Regions from separate parts of the Mus musculus genome. Here region 2 is linked to region 1. A link is a loop called in an ENCODE intact Hi-C map of the cell type or tissue named here. Cell type or tissue: heart. All regions are shown on one strand.

Region 1 (4,000 bases):
GCAGAAAGCTGCAAACTCACCTGCAGAGATAAAATGAACCTAGACCCACAGAACAAAAATTTTAATTACTACTTTTGAGTATTTTTTTTTGCAATCTACAGAACAACAGTGTCCAAACGAATGTAAGACATTTTCAAAGAAATGGGTGAACTCAGAAGGCCCAACTTAGTCCTGTACTCTACATATTTTCTTTCTTTTTTTTTTTTTAAGGTACACCTACATGTATGTATTTGTACCACATTTGTGCAGTCAGTGCCCCAGGAGGCCAGAAGAGGCCATCAGTTCTCCCTGGAACTGAAGCTACCGACAGTTGTGACCATGTGGGTGCTATGAACCAAACCTAGGTCATTTATAAGAACAGCAAGTGCTCTTGATAGCTGAGCCATGTCTCCAGCCCCTTTTGTATCTTTTAAACTTACCTTTTTGAAAAGGTTAAAAAGCCTATCCAAGACAATAGACAAAAGAAGTAACACAAACAACATGAATATGTAGGTGACATAGTAAAATAACAACAATAATGACTGCACTCTTAGCCCACGCCTTAGCTATGTCACCAGCCATGGATCTTAGAGACAGAGCCGTGCCACACAACACGATAATGCAATCTGGCACACTAAGCATTTCTGGGTGCTAGGCCTTCCTTACCACCTAGTTTTACATAGGTGAGGGTGCTAAGTGGCATGGATGATGGGACCCTTTCAAGATGGCTGTCAGGTAATAGTCATCCTCCACAGAAAGATGGGTATCTAGTTGTACTTGATATCGCATGTTCACGTTCCTAATGTCAGAAATGCTAACTGACAACGTCCACACGCATTCTGTCTGCAATTCTGTGAGGCATCAGCCTTTCAACTTAAAGATCTTCTAAATAGCTAGATGTAACAAAGATGTAAAACCTCGGAACCAAGCATCCTCTGTAGCAACTGCACACACACACACACTTCCAGTTGGACTTGACAGTTCATCTTCATTCTCTACTAATCTGAAACCAACTTTGGGCGGGGTCTGATGGTGCATCCCTGGCCAAATCAATTCCTGGAGTCCTGGGTGTGCAGAACTTGGAGGGAATTTGTTCTTCTGGGCCATACAGGAAATGGAATACACATCCTGTCTGGAAGGCACAGTATTTTACACAGTCTCTTAAAGTTAACAGCCATGCTGAGATGTAGGGGCAGGAGAGATGTGCGATTCGCCACGTCTGCCAAAGGGGAAACTGAGGCTCGAGGGTCCCAGCCCAGGCGACCTCTCTCACCAGCTCACTTACCTCGCCTGTAGTGTTGGCCAAAGCAATGAGGTCTCGCTTGGGGGACCAGGCCAAGAAAATAATCTCCTGTGGCAGCTGCTTCTCTCCCACCACCCGAAAGGATGGGAAACAGGTCGGAAAGCGCAGCATGGGTGCGGCCCTGCAACGACGTGCGCGAGAAGGCCGCCGGAGCACCCGGCCACAAAGCTCTGGCACAAAGCCCTGCCAGCAGCGGTACCTGCCAGAGTCGCAGACTCGGCCTACTCCTAGCCAGCGGCCTTCCCCGCCCTCTCACTCCGCCCTCCGCGCTCGGAGAAAGCTTCCGGCGCCGACGCCGGGACGTCTTCGCGAGAGGAAGTGAGTGGCACAGCAGCCGCGCGCCGGTGGGGCGGGGAGAGCGCAGGGCGGGGCTTGATGTAGGGCGGAGCCGTGTGGGCGGGGCGAGCGAGTGCTTAGGGCAAAGTTAGCCTAGGCTACAGCGGGTGAGGGCGGGGCTAGAAGGGAGCGGAGCTAGGCCGTAGCTGGGCGTGGCTAGGGCGGAGCGAGCTCTGGTGTCTCGGAGGTCCCCTACTCTGGGCTGCCCGCTGCACAGCAAGTACCAAAGGAATCCTTAACCCTGTATACGCGGACGTGTGGGAACCCTTCCAGGCCTTTTCCGTTTGCTCAGAAATTCGCTGCTGTGTACACAATCCCTTTTGTTCTAGGTTTAGGCTCTAATCAAAACTCCGGACTCACACACTGGACCTCCTTTGGCACACAGTCGTTTTCAGCCCTGGATGCATTGTAGAATTTAAAACAACAAACCTCTCTATCAGGCAGCATTTTAGCAAATTAAAAGAGGGTTAACATTGGACGGAAATCACCATTTAAAAAGAAAACAAAACACTGAATGATTCCTATCTACAGACATATACTGTTAAAGTGCTTGCACCCTCCCTAACAGGGACAAATAGTGTGTTTTCTTTCGCCTTATTTAAATGATTTCTTGACTTGTAGCAAACTCACCACAGTTAAGAGGAAACAGGATTTATTCTGTGGCTATCTAAGCATTCAATTTTGTGAGAAAATGTGGACAGACACTGCCCAGGCAACCTCAATTGTCAATCTGTTGATCACAACTGCTCTGGGTTTTAAGTATAAAGACCACTCTGCAAGAAGGGAGAGCAAAGTAAGTCTACATTTTATCATCAGTAGTACTGTTTATCAAAACTGTTTCCCTCTGTCATGGTTTGAATATGCTTTGCCCAGGGGGTGGCACCATTTGGAGGTGTGGCCTTGTTGGAGTAGGTGTGTCACTGTGGGTGTGAGCTTTAAGACCTCATCCTAGCTGCCTTGAAGTCAGTATGCTGCTAGCAGACTTGATATGAAGTAGTAGAGCTCTCAGCTTCTCCTGCACCATGCCTGCCTGGATGCTGCCATGTTCCCACCTTGATGATGTCCGACTGAACCTCTGAACTCAGAGATCTGCATGGCTCTGCCGCCTGTAATGCTGGAATTAAAGGTGTATACCACCATGCCTGAATCTAAACTTAGCTGGATGGGATCTTACCCCCAATCCCTTAATCTTTTATTTCCTAGAACGTAAGATTCAGCTCCATTTCACTTCCTGGTGCCCCTTTAATATGTGAACCACATTTTGTATTTTTCCTTTCTAAACTTGCTATGCTTATTTAAAATGTTCTTCATGAGACTTAACCAGAGAACAAGGTCTCTGCTGGGCTTTTTTGAGACTTTGTCAATGCAATTAATATAAGTCTCTTTATCTTAGACTCAGGTAGACTCTTAAGACAAAGGCAAAAAGCAGCCACAATCTTCACCAAAACACTACAAAAACAGTTTCTGGGCCATATTGAAACTTTCCTCCACTGAACCGTCTTGAGCCAATTCTGAACAGTTCAAATCAATCTCAGCAACTAAATCTTTCATATTCTTACTAGGATAGCCCATTAAGCCCCACTTAAAGCATTCAACTGCTTTCCAAATCCAAAGTCCCCAAATCCACATTCTTCCAGACAAAAGGCCTATCACAGCAATACCCCACTTCTGGTACCAACTTCAATCTTAGTAAGAGTTTTTACTGCTGTGAACAGACACCATGACCAAGGCAACTCTTATAAGGACAACATTTAATTGGGGCTGTCTTACAGGCTCAGAATTTCAGTCCAGTCCATTATCATCAAGGTGGGGACATGGCAGCATTCAGGTAGGCATGGTGCTGGAGGAGCTGGGAGCTTTACATCTTCATCTGAAGGCTGCTGGCAGAATACTGACTTCCAGGCAGCTAGGGTGAGGTCTTAAAGCCCATACCCACAGTGACATACCTACTCCAACAAGGCCATACCTCCAAATTTCACACCCTGGGCAAAGCATATTCAAACCACGATGCCCCCACAACTTCACTTACTGTTTTTGGAAAGAAATCCAGAGACTAACTCACGTGATTCCAGTTTGAATAGTTTCTAGTAAGAGTTCTAGAGCCATAATATTTGCATTTATATGAAACAAACACTTAGTAATATGATTATTGTTACATATAAAACAAACACCACACTGCATAGTAAGTAATACATGATAATTATTAACACAACACATCTATCTACCTTTAAGGAAGTCCCAGATTTGGTAAAATATGATAACTATTGGCTTGCTCAATGTAGTTAAAAAAAAAAATCAAACCAAATGTCCAACCATAGGAACATTTTCTGAACTTTTTTTTTTTTTTTTGGATATGGCATAGTCATCCTCTTCAGGATCTTC
Region 2 (4,000 bases), 50 kb after region 1:
TGAAGGTAAGTTTAAAAAGCAACATCACTGACAAAGCAATAAGGAAAAGAAGACATCATACCAATACCTTTCTATGCATTGTGCCCGGGATAGAGGAGGCTGGCATTTTTGATTATGAATTTCTCGGGCAGCAAGTCTAGCTTCTGACAACTGAAAGACAGAACAAACGTTTGTGTATTTGTTTGTTTGTTTGTTTGTTTATCAGAAGGGCAGAACACACCATCAATATTACTCCCTCTTTATCTAGAACTTCCCAATCTCTAGAACTCTTGTGAAATAAATAACTGTTGTTTTTCAATATTCTCATTACCAACTAGAAGTTGCAAGGAGTAATGGCACACTCAGGAGGCAGAGGCAGGTGGAGCTCTGTGAATTTGAGTTCAACCTGGTCTACATAGTGACCCAGGACAGTCAGAGCTACACAGGAAGATACCAAAAACTAACCAAAAACAAACCAAAAGAAACTAATAAATAGCAAAACTGAAGTTGTAAGTTGACTACCCAATACTAACACATCAAATCTTATAGGGAACTAATTTTCATTTAAGACAATAACACATCTGTATCAAAGTTCAGAGTTAAGTATTAACTTTAATGCCCAGAATTTAAAAACAAAATCCAAAGCATGAAATTTTCATCCCTCCTAAGATATTTATCTTGGGGTGAGAGAGATGGCCCAGTAGTTGAGATCAAACACTACCTTAAGACCTAACTCTATTTAAAACACCCACATCAGGAGGTTCATAACTGACTGTAACTGCAGTTCTAGGGGATCGGAGGATCTCTTCTGATATCCATGGGTACTTGCACTCATGTGTGCATACCAATAAATAGGTGCACACACATATACACATAATTAATCATTAAGCTGGGCAGTGATGGCACACATTTATAATTCCAGGACTCAGGGGGCAAAGGCAGGCCAGCCTGGTCTACAGAATCAGTTCCAGGACAGCCAGGGCTACACTGAGAAACAATGTCTCAAAAAAAAAAAAAAAAAAAAAAAAAAAAAAAAAAAAAGGAAAAAAAAAATCTTTAAAAATACCAAATGCACTAAAATAAAGAAATCCTTTTATATAATGCTTAAACTTCATGTTTACTGGTTCATTCTCCGTAAAACTAGCCAAAATGTTACTGTACCTTTTCATCTTCCCACTGAAAAAAGTTACAGTCTTTTCTATCTCTACAGGCTGAGCAGGCATAAAACTTTCGTGTTTCTTCCTTCCCTTGGTTCACTTTTACAAAGAGAAGAGTAGGCCCTAGTTCCAGAATAGGAAGAAAAAATAAGTATCAAGCAGTAGTCTACACCAAGTTTCTCTGCCTTAAATAAAACTTATTTAGGCATTATACATAATTTATAATTCAATGTACTATCCTCTTTGATAAATCTTATTTTCTTCCATTGCAACACTGATGCATTTGAATATTAGAAATAATTTTTAAAACTGCTCTCTTCAAAAAGAAAATGCTTTCTGTTTACATTACAATAGTCAACAGCTGGGGTCCATGACGAAAGTATGCTTAAAAGAACAAACGCGAATAAAACAAGGGGGAAAGCCCGGAGAACTGCAAGGTTTGCCGTTACCATTTTCAGTGAAACCCTGAGCTTTACAGTTGGAAAGCCGCAAGAAGTAAACTTAATTAGGCTTCCAGGGTTTTGTTGTTTATTCTAACTTCAAAACAATAAAACCCCATCAATTCAACAAATTAAATTCCGCTAAGAACTTGTCAGCAAGAAGCCTTCAGCCCCGTGCATTCTACGTTCGGCTTTCTCCCTAACCTGTCCCCCAAAGCAGAGATGCTAACAGCTCTGGAGACAAAGCTCCAGCAGCCAGGACCTCTCTGGGGGTTTACTAAATAGAGTGACAAACACTTTCTGAAACCGGGTGTTATTCACGCATCACACAAGGTAAGGAAGAGGGGGTGGGAAAAAGCCTTCTCTTCCAGACACAAATCCGAAAAACCCGCAGAGCACCTAGCCCAAGCCTCGCCATTGGCGCCGCCGGCAAGGCTGAGCGCAGACGCCGACCCACCGTGCGGGCACAGCGGGGCAGGAGCCGTGGGGTTCGAGGGAAGCGCCACCTCTACCCCGGACGCCCTACGCCCCGCGTCGCCATCACCCTCCAGGGACTCAAGACAGTCCATGGGCGCCGCCATCTTTCTGCCGAAGTCCCGAAAGCCTCTGTCCCAACCAAGGAGGCGGAGAAAGAGCGCCGCCGCGGCACGCGGAACCCACAGCGCCCCACGCGTCCTGGAGGAGCCATGCCGCCGTCAGACCCAGAGTGAGAAACTAAGCAGGACACCCACCCACCCACCCACCCACCCACCCACACACACACCCGTGGGGGTTCTGGGGTGAAGCTGGAAGGCCTATGCCAAGAGAGCACCTATAACCAGGAGAAGAGATGAATCTTTAGAACAAAGATCTGATTAGATTATAGATCCAAAAGAGCAACAAAGAGGTAAACAATGGCTGAACCACACAGCACAGCAGCTCTATTGCGTTTAACAATGCCAAAGAACTGTCTAGTCTTTTGGTTTGGTTCTGTTCTGTTCTGTTCTGTTCTCTGACAGGGTTTCATGTAGTCCAGGCTAGCCTCTAACTCCCCAGTAGCAGAGTGTAGCCTGGAACTCCTAATCTTTTGCCTCTACCTCCCAAATGCTGGGGTTACAAACACATGCCTCACCATGCCTGGAGCTCATCTAACACTTGCTCTTACACGTAATTATTGAATTCTCGTTCTCGTTTGTACCTCAGGAAAAGAATGTCGCCATTTGCCAGTGGCAGTTGTCTACATAAAAAATATCAAAGAATGTACACTTTTTAAATAACTTCTAGGTTAACTTGAGTTTGGTAAGTTTCAGGATATGAGACTAACATACCCTGGCAGTGATTGTCTAAACATAAAATTTAGAATACCACTTAGAATTTCCAAGCAAAAGAAGCATGTATTTGTTTAACGTACACAGGTCTCATGAGCAGAAAACTAGAAAATGTGGTTGAAAAAAAAATCAAGAAAGATCTAAATAAATGTGGAAGCGTGGTCTGTTCATTACACGGGAAACGGAACACAGTAAAGATGCCACCTCCTACCAGGTTAAGTGCAGACAGGTTGAGTGCAGTTTCTAGCAAAATCTCAGCCAGATATACAAAGTATTATTCTGAATTTTATAGGGAAAGGCAAAGAAATGGCTAAAATAATTTTAAAAGAAAATAACCAAGTGGGAGAGATCAGTCTATCTAATTCCAAACAGTGGTAGTAGTAGTCAAGGCTCATTCATACACACATCTGTCAATGAAATTGCAAATTGTAACACGCGTACATGCGTGTATACACACATGCACATGCACACACTCTGATCTGAATAAGGTACATGAGGAGGTATATAATTATGATAATAAAGCAGCCTTCAAAAATGATACAGTCTTCTCTTTTCTGAGGAAAAACTTTGGTGAGAAAAATCCCACACCTTAGATTTAGGTACACAGTTATTCACCAGTTTACAACAGGCACAAATTCTAGAAACTCTGCCACTAGGGGATTTTATTGCATAGGCATTAGAGTAAAATTTAAAAAACTGGGGAGGCTACAACATCACCAAGATCCTAGGTTTTAGGGTTTTTTTTTTGCGGGTGGGGTGGGGGAACATTTACGTACACATCCCATCGGTAACTGGAATGTTATGAGGTGTTAACTATGGTTGATAGACATCTATGTATTTATTTGCTAACAGGGTTATGATAATCATCAGTAAGTTATGAGTGTTTTTATTGCCTAATAGAGTCTTTACTTCATACTGGGAAATACTGGGGGCAGAAATACTCTGAAATCCTTGGAAGGATTCTGATGGAAACTGAAAATAGACCCGAGCACAGGGGTGGACTCTGGCTGCCTGTCCTGTCACTCAGAGTTTGATCCTAAGACCCAATGAATTCGGAAACTCTTCCCACAGAGTCTCTGGACAAATCAGTAAAATCCTACAAGTACCAGGAAGACTA

The links. A loop is a pair of places that touch in the nucleus more often than their neighbours do. Peaks named below come from ENCODE experiments on the same cell type or tissue, not always from the same donor. Only the 100,000 strongest peaks of a DNase experiment are listed, where the experiment ranks them.
Region 2: it touches region 1 in a loop (2.5-fold over the local background); 6 of 42 quality-filtered maps call a loop at or near these places.

Annotation. Positions count from the first base shown.
Region 1 is chr5:52,831,657-52,835,656 of GRCm38, reverse strand. Anapc4 (anaphase promoting complex subunit 4) reads right to left here and starts at 1,522. Exons shown (of 28, transcript NM_024213.2): 1 at 1,265-1,522. The coding sequence starts at 1,393. In heart, no CTCF peak of the experiment used is centred here; a DNase peak (open chromatin) is centred at 1,656; H3K4me3 peaks cover 2,149 bases; H3K27ac peaks cover 2,230 bases.
Region 2 is chr5:52,781,248-52,785,247 of GRCm38, reverse strand. Zcchc4 (zinc finger, CCHC domain containing 4) reads right to left here and starts at 2,193. Exons shown (of 13, transcript NM_001308144.1): 1 at 2,034-2,193; 2 at 1,141-1,259; 3 at 68-150. The coding sequence starts at 2,157. In heart, a CTCF peak has its summit at 2,227; a DNase peak (open chromatin) is centred at 2,167; H3K4me3 peaks cover 1,456 bases; H3K27ac peaks cover 1,186 bases.